3 separate regions of the Homo sapiens genome follow, and regions 2 and 3 are each linked to region 1. Evidence: chromatin contacts called from ENCODE Hi-C or POLR2A ChIA-PET data. All regions are on one chromosome and are shown on one strand. Each heading gives the region's core, a stretch centred on a gene start or an enhancer-like site at or near the end of the contact. The rest is flanking DNA. Distances are from core to core; before and after follow the strand shown.

What was found. Hi-C counts contacts between places; a loop is a spot of excess contacts on that map. ChIA-PET counts read pairs that join two places held with the same protein, here RNA polymerase II (POLR2A). Pooled maps may share reads with other maps.
Region 2: a map of IMR-90 shows a loop between it and region 1 (6-fold over the local background). The contact joins two enhancer-like sites. A Hi-C loop is called at or near these places in 4 of 168 maps with a recorded cell type or tissue (IMR-90, ascending aorta, chondrocyte and 1 more) and 5 of 50 pooled maps. POLR2A ChIA-PET finds 5 or more read pairs at or near these places in 6 of 52 experiments (AG04449, AG04450, BJ and 3 more).
Region 3: a map of heart right ventricle shows a loop between it and region 1 (2.6-fold over the local background). The contact joins two enhancer-like sites. A Hi-C loop is called at or near these places in 2 of 168 maps with a recorded cell type or tissue (IMR-90 and heart right ventricle), 1 of 37 single-sample maps with no recorded cell type and 2 of 50 pooled maps. POLR2A ChIA-PET finds 5 or more read pairs at or near these places in 3 of 52 experiments (AG04450, HEK293T and PC-3).

Annotation. Positions count from the first base shown.
Region 1 is chr9:134,490,935-134,494,889 of GRCh38, reverse strand. The region is part of intron 1 of LOC100506532 (a long non-coding RNA gene); the gene reads right to left. Among named protein-coding and RNA genes, the nearest start is that of MIR4669, 110 kb to the right of the region's middle. RefSeq lists an enhancer at 1,094-1,716. Within about 2 kb of position 2,479, at least 3 of the 41 ENCODE cell types and tissues checked have a DNase peak (open chromatin) inside an H3K27ac peak, as active enhancers do.
Region 2 is chr9:134,454,845-134,458,818 of GRCh38, reverse strand. The region is part of intron 1 of LOC105376311 (a long non-coding RNA gene); the gene reads right to left. Among named protein-coding and RNA genes, the nearest start is that of MIR4669, 77 kb to the right of the region's middle. RefSeq lists enhancers at 1,417-2,353, 2,354-3,291, 3,635-3,974. Within about 2 kb of position 2,223, at least 35 of the 41 ENCODE cell types and tissues checked have a DNase peak (open chromatin) inside an H3K27ac peak, as active enhancers do.
Region 3 is chr9:134,525,043-134,529,074 of GRCh38, reverse strand. The region is part of intron 2 of LOC100506532 (a long non-coding RNA gene); the gene reads right to left. Among named protein-coding and RNA genes, the nearest start is that of COL5A1, 110 kb to the left of the region's middle. Within about 2 kb of position 2,159, at least 8 of the 41 ENCODE cell types and tissues checked have a DNase peak (open chromatin) inside an H3K27ac peak, as active enhancers do.

The DNA of each region.
Region 1 (3,955 bases), core at 1,230-3,729:
GACGCTGGAAGGCCTGAGGGCCGCAGGGGCTGCAGCCGGACTCACAAGCTCTCCTGATTTAAGAGTTTGGGGAGGAATGCTATTAGCCACCACCCTGAAGAATCAAGGACAAATGAGAATGGACTTGGCAGGGGCTTCAGGGGATTTGGACGAAGCCAGGGGTGGACTCCAGCAGCCAGCATCAGTGCCCGGCCCAAACCCCCACCCACCCCCCATCCACCCCGAGACAACTTGCAGGCACTCCCCGGAGAGCATCCCCACTTCCCTTTTCCTTCCTGGAAGGGTTTCCCTGGCCACCGGGGGCAGCTGAGGCTGTGAATGAGGTGGACTGAAATGCTGGAGTGCCAGAGCCCCTGAAGGACCCCCAGAACAGTTGGGGATGGGAACGGTAGCTGAGTACTCCGGCGCCATCCACCACCCCAGCGCCATCCACCACCCCAGCGCCATCCACCATCCCAGCACCATCCACCACCCCAGCACCATCCACCACCCCAGCGCCATCCACCACCCCAGCGCCAACCACCATCCCAGCGCCATCCACCACCCCAGCGCCATTCACCATACCAGCGCCATCCACCACCCCAGCGCCATCCACCACCCCAGCGCCAACCACCATCCCAGCGCCAACCACCACCCCAGCGCCATTCACCATCCCAGCGCCATCCACCATCCCAGCGCCATCCACCACCCCAGCGCCAACCACCATCCCAGCACCATCCACCACCCCGGTGCCATTCACCACCGCAGCACCATCCACCACCCCAGCACCAACCACCACCCCAGTGCCATCCACCACCCCAGTGCCATTCACCATCCCAACGCCATCCACCATCCCAGCAGGACCACTCGGCACATCATGGGCCTCTGTTCTCGGAGGGTCCCCAGCAGGCTGAGTTGCTTTGCGGGCTCCCTGCTTCCCATCCTGCTTCCCCCGGTGCCTCGCAGCAAATCCTAGACTCCCCTCCAGAACAGCCACTTGTGCCCAGACCCTTGTCTCGGGGTCTGCTTTGCAGGGACGCCACCTGAGACTAAGGACCCTGCAGGCTGTCCTGACAAGGGCGGTCCTGACAAGGGCAGTGTTAGTCGCATCTGAAAAAGAGAAGAAAACTGCAGGTGGCTCCGGCTGATGGTTTTCCAGAATGAACCACAGATGCGACTGTGGCAGACACTGCAGGTGCAGGGGCCAAGCCCCACCCAGCCTGTCTGAAGGCAGCTACTAACTAGACTTTGTTAAGCAGTGAAAATCCAGGGCAAGGCTCAACAAACGGGGTGCCTGGAAAGAGGCTTCAAAGGGGACTTCACCAGGCAAAGGCAAGGGCAGCCCTCCCGGGGCACTGCCAGGATGCCGCTCCCTCGGTCCGTCTTCCCCCCGTCACCCTGATCCCAGCACCCAGTGCCTTCTCTCATCCACAGGATGGCGGGAGCCTCTGACCTGGTGGTGTGTGCTCTGTCCTCACCCTGCGGTCAGGGGAGCTTAGCCGAGTGGCAGCTGGTGACGTCCCTGCCCCACCTTCATCCCACCCCACACTCTCCACTCACACTTAGAATCCTGCCATTTGCTCCCAGGGTTTCAACGCGGCTGGGCCGCCAGGACTGCTGGGCCAGGGTTTCAGATATTGAAATACTGCCTTACAGGTCAGGGTCAGTACACAGTCACTTCCCCACCCCCATCCCCCAAACACCGGGGTCTCAAAGGGACTAAAGGGTTAACTCCACAACTGGCCCCGGGACATTACTGCAGCCTGGCTCCCAGCTCTCCCTCTAGGGGATAGGGGGGTGGTCATTGTCGAAATCCCCTCGGTGCTTCCACCGTGCGGCCCTGCCCCCGGCCCCACCTCCTCCCTGCTGTCCTGGGTCACCAACTCCCTGGTCTGTGCAGACCCCAGGCACTGGCCCCACTCCCTCCTGCCACAGAGCACAGCCTGTCTCCTCTGTCTCGGAGGCGAGGCTACGGCCCCAGCTCTCCACCTCACTAACTCCTACTCATCCCTCAAAATCTTGACTCAGATGCCGCTTCCTCCAGGAAGCCCTCTCTGACCTCCGAGGCAACTCTGGCCCCCACAGAACTGAGTGCCCGCCCTCTTGGCATGGCCCATGTTACACTCTTGGTTCTCGGGTCACTTGGCTAACACCTCCAGGCTGTTAGCTTGTTGGGGCCGGAGCAGGTTGGGTTGGATTTGTTCTGTTTTGGTTTTTTCCCCGCTGTATCCTCAGCACCGTGCAGGGCACCCAGCCCAGAGCAAGAACCTGGCTAAGGGAATGAATGGACTAGTGAATGGAATGCGGTCCTCACTGGCCCCGCGTTCCCTGCGAGCTCCCCACCCAGGAGGTGTGGGCTCCGCTCTGACTCCGGACTCTCAGGAGTACTTCAGCTGCATGGAGCAATCTGCTCAAAAGCCCAAATGGACTCCTTATCTTAAAGGATTGCACAAAACCCTGGAGCTCGCTTTAATCCCAGCTGTCCATGTAGAGAACACGCAAACCAGCAGTGCTCAGGGCCCCCGGGTGAACTCACTTATCCTTAATCAGCAGCAGATGCTGGGAAGGGCGTGAGCAGGCTTTTCTGAACCATATGGACTGTTTCTTAATGCTCATATTGAAAATTCTTCAGAGGCAGATCAGGCTTTAGCTGGAGGCCTCCTCTTCTTGCGGGTCATGCAGGCTTTAGCTGGAGGCCTCCTCTTCTCTGATCCGGCCTGGTGCTTGGGGTAGGGTCCATTCCTCCTCTGACCTCCCAGCCTCACGGGTCAAGACCTCCAGGGGTAGCCCAGGCAAGGGCCAGGCGAGGGGCACCACCATCAGCCTCCAAGAAAATGCAAGTCCGACATCCCGAGCCCGTGGCCCATTTTCTTGTCAGGACTTGGGCAGAATTTCACCCAAGTTAGCAATGGCTTGTCCTCTGACAATCAGGTGACAAATACTTACCCAGCACCTCCTGCACCGTGGCCGGAGGGCCTGAGAGGCAGGTGGAGGCAGGAAGAAGTGGTCGGGATACTGGAGGGGTTACAGTGGCTCTGGGGTCAGACGTGGGTTCAAACCACAGCAAATCATTTTACCACTGACTCCACAGTCCCCTCATCTATAAAATAGAAAACAAACAAACTCTCCTTTCAGAGAGTCAGCAGACGCACTGCGCCCGGCACCTAGTAGGCCATCCATACGCGGAAATGACTTTGTGATGTACCCCCGTCCAAAAGGCTCTGGGCTCAATAAAAGACAGCCCTGGTCATGGCCACTCCCCCCAGCTGTCCCAGGAGCCAATTTCTGACCACAGACGGATCCTGCTTCTAGCTCAGATTATCCTGCTTCTAGCTCAGATCCCCTTCTTCATCCACAGAGAGAACCCAGACCCAGGATTGCGAGCACGCCGATGAGAAAAGAAAGACAGGAGAGTCAGACACCGAATTCACGGAGCAGGTCACGCCCCAGGAACAGGGCAAAGAGGCTGTCGCTGTTTCTGCAGTTTCCTCTGATAAGAGGAAGCGACGTGGCCCATGTGCTCTGATCCAGCCTGGTGCTTGGGGTAGGGTCCATTCCTCCTCTGACCTCCCAGCCTCCAGTGAGCTCTCGGGCGAGAGGAAGTGGCAGAGCCCCTGACACCCAGAGGCACACAGCACGAGGCAGGATGGTGTGGCACACGCAGAGACACAATAACAGAATACTCCAGCCCCGCCTCTCTCTTTTTGTTATTCTTGGGTATCTTTTTTATATTTTTTTTTTTTAGAGACAGAGCCCCTCTGTCACCCAGGCTGGAGTGCAGTGGTGCCATCTCGGCTCACTGTAACCTCCACCTCCCAGGTTTAAGTGATTCTCATGCCTCTGCCTCCCAAGTAGCTGGGATGACAGGCACCTGCCACCCCACCTGGCTAATTTTTGTATTTTTAGTAGAAACGGGGTTTCACCATGTTGGCCAGGCTGGTCTTGAACTCCTGACCTCAAGTGATCCACCCGCCTT
Region 2 (3,974 bases), core at 974-3,473, 36 kb after region 1:
GGGACTGGGTCCAGAGTCTGGCTGTCCGGTCCCTGCCTGGAGCTCTCGGCCCATCCAGGCCAGTGGAAAGTCCAGCAAAGAAGTGAAGCAGCCCCCACCAAACCCTCAGCAGGCAGTGGGAGGGGACAGAGAGCTCCCCGGTAAGCAGAGAGCCAGCAGCTACTTTCCATGGAAAAAATGTCTTAAGGTCCCCCCAGAGGCCAGGAGGCCCCAGCCATGACTCAAGTCTCTGCTGCTGAAGAATCGCTCCCGACCAGACAGCCCCTCGGCCCAGGCAGGCTCCACCCCACCCCCAGCTCCCATCACACCAAGGCCCCATTCCAGGCAGGGCCCCAGTGTCAAACCCCAGGGCCCCACCGCAGGCTCCGTGGCCCTCTGCATCTCACCCTGGCCATGGCGGGAGCCATGGGGCCTCGACAAGCACAGGCCCTGCTGCTCAGGCCCGTCTGCAGAGGCCTCAGCGGCCCACCTGCAGAGTGGGAAGGGGGTCTGTGGGGGGGTTCCCCGTGGGCCTTAAAAGTCCACCAGAGGCTTGACCAAGGTGAGCCCAGAGGGAGGGTGCAGGCCTTGGCCCCTGGTAGACTGAGTGCCAGAGGGCAGGGCCTGGGTCTCAGGGCACAGCACCAGTCAGCTGTCAATAAACACCGGTGGATGCGACTCCGAGGCCTCCGGCAGACACGCTCGTCCACACCATGGAACTGGGCTTCCCCTTCAGGCTTCATTTCAAGGCGTTTCTGAGACTACACCTGGAGATGACAGGACACTACACCACAGTCCAGAGACCCTGTCTGTGACGGCCTCAAGGCAGAAGTACTTGCCACGTGGCAGGCAAACCCTTCCTGCCCTGGGGGTCCCCTTGCACTAAAAAGCCTCAGGGGTCTGGGGCAGGTCTGGGAGAGGCTGTGTCCTTCGCCCAGAGGCCTGGGCTCCATCAGGGTGCAGCACTGTCCCTGGGAAGCCCTTGGACTCTTGGGCAGAGAAGCAGCAGAGAGAACCACCCCAGCTCCTGAGATTTCAGGGCAGGCAGGACCCAGCTCAGGATGACCCCAGGGCAGGAGGGACAGAGATAGTGACCAGAAGCTGGGGACACTGTGAGAGACACAGACCCCGGCCCCACCCCACAGGACACAGAGGGACACAGACCCCGGCCCCACCCCACAGGACACAGGGGGACACAGACACTGGCCCCACCCCACAGGACACAGAGGGACACAGACCCCAGCTCCACCCGACAGGACACAGGGGGACACAGACCCCAGCCCCACCACACAGGACACAGGGGGACACAGACCCCGGCCCCACCCCACAGGACCCAGAGGGACACAGACCCCGGCCCACCCCACAGGACACAGATGGACACAGACCCCGGCCCCACCACACAGGACACAGATGGACACAGACCCCGGCTCCACCCGACAGGACACAGGGGGACACAGACACTGGCCCCACCACACAGGACACAGAGGGACACAGACCCCAGCTCCACCAGACAGGACACAGGGGGACACAGACCCCGGCCCCACCACACAGGACACAGAGGGACACAGACCCCAGCCCCAGCTGACAGGACACAGGGGGACACAGACCACGGCCCCACCCCACAGGACATAGAGGGACACAGACCCCAGCTCCACCCAACAGGACACAGAGGTACTCAGACCCCAGCCATACCCTACAGGACACAGGGGGACACAGACCCGGGGTCCACCCCACGGGACATAGAGGGACACAGACCCTCGGCCCACCCCACAGGATGCTGGGACGATGGAGACACCCAGCCGCATGCTACAGGACACTGTGGAAACCGCTGATCCTGGGGCCATTGGAAAGCAGGGAGCCCTGAGGGCCTGGCCATGGCCCCCCTGCCAGCCCGGACCCCCATAGCTCTGCCTTGGAGTGGAAGCTTAGCTCTAGGCAAGGCCGGGCCATTTCTGTCCAGGAGCCTGTGGGGTCAGATGGGGTAGATGCAGGCTGAGCAGGGGAAGGCACAGCTGGAGCTCGGAGGGCGATTGGGGACAACCCAGCATGTCCAAAGTTAGGGACCCCCTCTCCCAGCTACAGCTTCCCTCCTTCTGGGAGAGACCCCTGTTGGTGGGCTGTCGGGCTGGAGCATGGCCGGCAGCTGGCCCGAGCCATGTTTCGTGGGGTGTGTGTCACCACGCAGTCCGCGAGCTTCATAGTTTCCCACTGACGTCACCGCATGGCTAGAATGTGAAGTGACTGCAAACCCTCAGAGGCATAATTGCAGTTGTCTTTGCAAAGTGAAATCAGATGGCTTTTGCAAACCTCCCCCAGCCCTGCCTTCTCCCCGCGGCTCTCCCTTTTTTTTTTATTATGTTCCTTGGGCCACATCCAGATGTTTCCTGCAACTACAACCCTCCAAAAGTTACACAAAGAGAGCGAGAGCGTGCAGCTTCCTGCCTGCAGGGTGGAAGTGGCGACGTGGCAGGGTGGGGGCGGCCACGTCTACAGGGTGGGCGGGGGCGACCACGTCAGCAGCTGGGGCAGCAGGCTCCAGGCAGGTCCCAGCCCCCTGCCTCCTTGTGCCTGGGGTCTGGGCGCTGAGAGACAAGGCCGGAGGGCCACGGTGCATGAGGGACAGCCCCTTCCGGCCGCTGCGGCCCTGGCCCAGCAGTGGGCCGAGTGGAGACCGCGGCCGGGAAGGAGCAGGGCACCTCGGTCAAGATCAGCCTTTGGGTTCGGGCTGCTCCGGGCGCCACTCCCAGCTGCGCTACTTACACGTGTGGCCTGGGAGCCACGTCTCCACCGGAACCTCTGTTTCCACGGCGATAGGGGTGGTTGCTGGGAGCTTTAATTAAAACCAGTCTCTGTCCACTGCTGGCAGCAGGGAGCGCCTCACCTGGACCCAGGCACCTAGGACAGGTGTGGTCTCGGAAGACACAGCAGAGCCCGACACGGAGGGGCTTACAGGGGAAGGGCCTTGAAGGAGGCCCAGGGTTTCCTGAGGCACAGGCAGGGAAGGGGGGCCGAGGCGAGGAAGCGGCTTTATCAGAGGCCTGGCAGCTGGGCACAAACGCCGTGGGGGCCCAAGGCGTCCCTGAGAGAGACGCACGTGAGGGTCTCTGGAGAAGGAGGTCCGCCATTTCCAGGGAAAGGGGACACCTGTAGGTTTCCCCTGCGGCATCCCTCTGTCCTGTCTGCCTCCCTCGCCCAGAGGATTCCCAACTGTAGGGGGCAGGCAGGGCTGGCTCACGCCTGACCTCAGTCCACAGCCTGTCCCTCTCTGACCTAGGCCATCCCTGGGTGTAGGCACAGTCCCTGGTGGGCAGAGCTGGGAACGTGGACAGGTGGAGACAGGTGTCAAGGCCAGGCAAAGGCTCAGCAAAATGTCTAGAGGGGGTAAAATGGCCCCCGAACCTTCCAAGGGCTGTTTCAGAAATAGGACTTGAAAGTTCGTAGTCAACCCAGGCTGACACCTCCTCATCACCTGCCTTCAGAACCCATCCATGGAAATGCTGACACTGCAGTTCAGGGTCCCCAAACCACCCTCAGGCTCAGGGACGTGCTGGACTGGCTCACAGAACTCAGCCAGGCAGCGATACCCGAGGTCAGGGTTTAGCGCCGTGAAAGGACATAGCCTCGAACCAGCAAACTGGGCATCTCTAGAGGGCAGGGTTTAGGGGAGACCAGACTCCAGCACCCAGGGGTCTTCTCTCAGTAGAGTCGGGCAGACGATGCTCAATTCTCCCAGAATGGTGTGCACCAGCCAGGGGGGCCCAGCCACGCCTCGGGGCTCAGGGTTCCTACTGGGGGTCCATCGCAAAGACATGCCTCACTGCCCGTGTGCTTGGCCTTGGTCTCATCCCCAGGATGATGAGCCGATACAGCACAGCCCAAGGTCCCACTGTAAATGACATCATTAGCGCGGTCACTAGGGTGGCCCAAGACCCCCAAGCAAACACAGACACTTATCACGCAGTATATTTCAAGTGGCTAGAGGTCAGAGGTCACCT
Region 3 (4,032 bases), core at 910-3,409, 35 kb before region 1:
AATTCAACTTCTGAAATGAAAATGTCCATTCACACAAAAATTTGCACATGGGTGTTCATGGAAGCATTATTTGTAGCTGCCAAAAAGTGAAAATAACCCCCATGTTCACCAATTGATGAATGGATAAATAAAATGTATTACACCCATACAATGGAGTATTAGCCATCAAAAGGCCCAGAGTACTGATCCATGCTACAACAAGAATGAACCTTGAGAGCATGACACTGAGTGAAAGCAGACAGACACAAAAGGCCACATACTGCCTGATTCCCATTATATGAAATGCCCAGAATTGGCAAATCCATGGAGACCAAAAGTAGATTCATGACTGCTGAGGGAAGGAGTCAGGAGAATGTGAATGGGGTTTCCTCTCGAAGGGATGAAGATGTTCTAAGATTATGTTGAGGTGCTGGTTGCACAACCTTGTGAATATGGTAAAAATCATAGACTGGGGACACCTTCAGTGGGTGGGTTGCCTGGGATGTGAATTGTATCTCAACAAAACTGTCCCAGAAAACAGACCACTCTTTCCCCAGGGCTGTCACCCTTCCAGAGATCCAACCTCCTCTTTCATCGGAGACCTGACTCTCCACGCACTACTGGCCCAGACCTTGCCCCCATCTCTAATTCCAGGAGCTGGTTTCGGCAATGATCCCAAGGAGTCCCAAGGGCTCATGGGTCACGCTCTGCTTGGTTTTCAATGCCTGCTTCCTCACCCTCCCTCTCAGAAAGGTTATTTTTTTCTGCAATCATTTATGCCTTTGAGGGGATGTTTGTTGCAATTTGTCCAGATCTTCTAGGTGTTTGGGCGATTTCCACTAGAGCCTCATCACAGGACAAAGGCTTTGACTTGGACAGAGGAGGGCTCAAATCCCAGCTCCACCATGCAGCAGTGTGAAGCCATCAGTGAGTTATTCAATCTCTTCCTTATGCACAGAATGGGGACGCTTCCTCCTAAGATGATTGACGAATGGATAAATAAAATGTATTCCACCCATTTGATGGAGTATTACTCAGCCATGAAGAGGAATGGAGCTCTGATTCATGCTTCAATAAGAATGACATGGAAAACATGATGCCAAGTGAGGAGGCACATGTATCCGCTCATCAGTTGCTCCTTCCTCACAAGCTAGATGCCTACGTGAAGCCTCCTGCACTTGCTGGTGGTTCCTCCTATCCCCAAGGGAAGTCCCCAAACCCTGCTCCCAACGAGCCTTGGTCTTCTGAGACCTTCTGCAATGCATCTCTGCATGTGGCCCTTTCCCCACGGGGCCTGCCCATGGGAGAGGCTCCGATTCTTTTTTTTTTTTTTTTTGAGACGGAGTCTCACACTGTCGGCCAGGCTGGAGTGCAGTGGCGCAATCTCAGCTCACTGCAAGCTCCGCCTCCCAGGTTCATGCTATTCTCCTGCCTCAGCCTCCTTAGTAGCTGGGACTACAGGAACCCGCCACCACGCCTGGCTAATTTTTTGTATTTTTAGTAGAGACGGGGTTTCACTGTGTTAGCTAGGATGGTCTCGATCTCCTGACCTCATAATCCACCCACCTCGGCCTCCCAAAGTGCTGGGATTACAGGCGGCTCCGATTCTCAAGCTGGGCTTCCCGGATGTTCTTCCCCTGAGCAGCTCAGCCCCTCCCTCCCAGAGAGCCCGGCAGCCTCCAGCCCTCATCACCCTTCCTGCACACACAGACCTTCCCTGGCTCCAGAAAGCTTCGGGAACCTCTGCTGCTGCCATCTGATGTCCCCTCTCCATCACCCTGGGCCTTCCACCCTTTCACTCAGTGACTCACCTCCTGGCATGGTTGGACGTTCCACTCCATTGTCCCAGTTCCACCGCCGGACCACCAGGTCTCTCTTCTTAGCTTGTTTCTAGGGCCCCGTCTGGGCCATGCATGGTCCCACAGCCCCGTTCCCCACAAGGTTGTGTGAAATCTCTTGGAGACTCACTGCCTGAAAACGGACTTCCACCTGGAGGAACTCACATTGCTGTCCCCATGAAGAGGGACAAGTGTACGGGGGCTCCCCACAGCGGGGGCTCCCTGAGGGTGGGACTGTTTTGGTTTCATCATCAGTGTCATGCCTCCAGCACAGGGCCTGGCACGTAGCAGGTCAATTTATCTTTTCAGAATGACGGCAAATGGACAGTTTTCTTTTCCCTTTGGCTGCAGGCAGAAGAGGGGGCCGCGAGCCACAGCTCCACCCCACCAGCTGGGAGGACTTGGGCCCGGCTCTGTCTTCTCCTTCTCCCCGCTCTAGTTGGAATTTTCCCCAGCCCAGAGTTGTTTTCTTGTTTTGTTTTGGTTTTGCTTTTTTTTGTCTTTTTATTGCAGGAGAATACATAAAATGTACCACTTTAACCACTTTGCTCTGTGCAGTTCGGGGGCATTGAGTAGATTCCCAAGGTTGTGTAACCATCTCCATGCTCCAGTTCCCGAGCATCTGGCTCAGGGTTTTCCTAGTGTCTTCTCACTTTAATTCTTCACTGTACAGTTTCCCGAGAACCACCTCAAATCCTCATGGAGTGAGACAAGATTTCCACCAATGAATCACTGAGTTTAAAGCATTAAAGTTGGGCTGCTTCAAACCTGTGGCACTCCTGTAAATTCACACTGATACAGGGTGGGTTGAGGGTTCCTGGGGCAGCCTCGACCCCTCGTGCTGTCTTTCTGAATTCTGGCCACCTAGGAACTCCTTCCACAGACACCACCAAACCCTGAAGGCTCCTGTTCTCCGGGGACCCTCCGTGGCGGCGGCATGCCCGAGAGCTGCTTCAGCCTACAGATCCTTGTTTCCTCGGGCAGCACACAACTCTGTCCCCTGGGCTCTGTGCCCTGGTTCTGTGGTTACAAACGATGGGTGCTCAGAAGAGCCACTAGGAGCCTGCCTCCCTGGAAAGGTCTCGGGCCAGGGCTGATCCAAAGGAACCCTCGGGGAGCTCCAACGGCAGCTGTCTGAAGGGCAGCAGCTCCCAACTTCCCGCCGCACTCAGGCAGTCGCCTTTCTCCGCTCTTGTCCTCCTCCTGGCGGTGCCTTTGCCAAACCCTGAGTGGAAACATCTGGGCCACTCCGGCTGGCCCTCAGAGCTGGGATTCGAACACGGTGATTTCATCCTCAGCCGCAGCGCAGGCTGCCGCCGGTCAGCACACTAGACTTGGGCTGCTGTTCTCTGCACCATCCGGCAGTGCTTGGACTCATGGTGGCTCCCAGGAACAGGAGGAAGAGGAGGTCAGTGAACGGGTGAAGTCTTGGTGGCGAAGAGGCACTGCACCCTGCCGCCCATTGGTGCTTTCTTTTAACCTGATTGTCAGTGCCCGGGAGGCTGGGCTCCATCAGGCCTGGGGGAGCACACAGCTGAGAGAAAACCCCACCAGACCAGGTCCCCGACCAGGCACAGCGTCTCCAGGCCAGGAGGCCACGTAGGCCAGAAGACTCTGGGCATTGCCTGTCTACTGTCCAGCGAAGAGCCTCCGTCAAGGAAGGGAAAGAGGTCACCGTATGAACCCCCAGCATGGGGCGGGGCCGGGCTGCATGAGGGCTTTGGGCCCTGTTGACCCCGTCGTATCTAGCAGAGCTGCGGCAGACCGGGCAACTGGGGCTCTGATCTGACGGCAACCTTGGGCTCCTCAGCTGCAAGCTGGGAACACTGGGTCCCCTCTCTCTGGGATCATGTGAGGCGGGAATGTTTGGCATTTTGGGATTTCGCAGGTCCGGCAGCCCAGGGAAGTTTCACCAGGCAAGAGGGTTGTTGGCTGGAAGTGGGTGTGAGCTCACTGTGCACACTTGGGCCTCCTGAGCCGCATTCGTGACCTCAAGGGGGATTGCTGTGGGCAGGGCTGGGCCCGTGTCACTGGTCCTGAGGCAGCAGGAGCCAGGGTGGGTTTGCTGAAAGAACCCACTGGCCTTAGCAACGCCCCTCGCAGGAGATGACGTGGCCTCAGCAGCAGGACTATGCAGGGAGCGCTCTTCTCTGAAAGGCTGACCGACCCTGAGCCAGCCTTTGGGGGTGCCACACAGGGGAAGAGGGACCCCGCA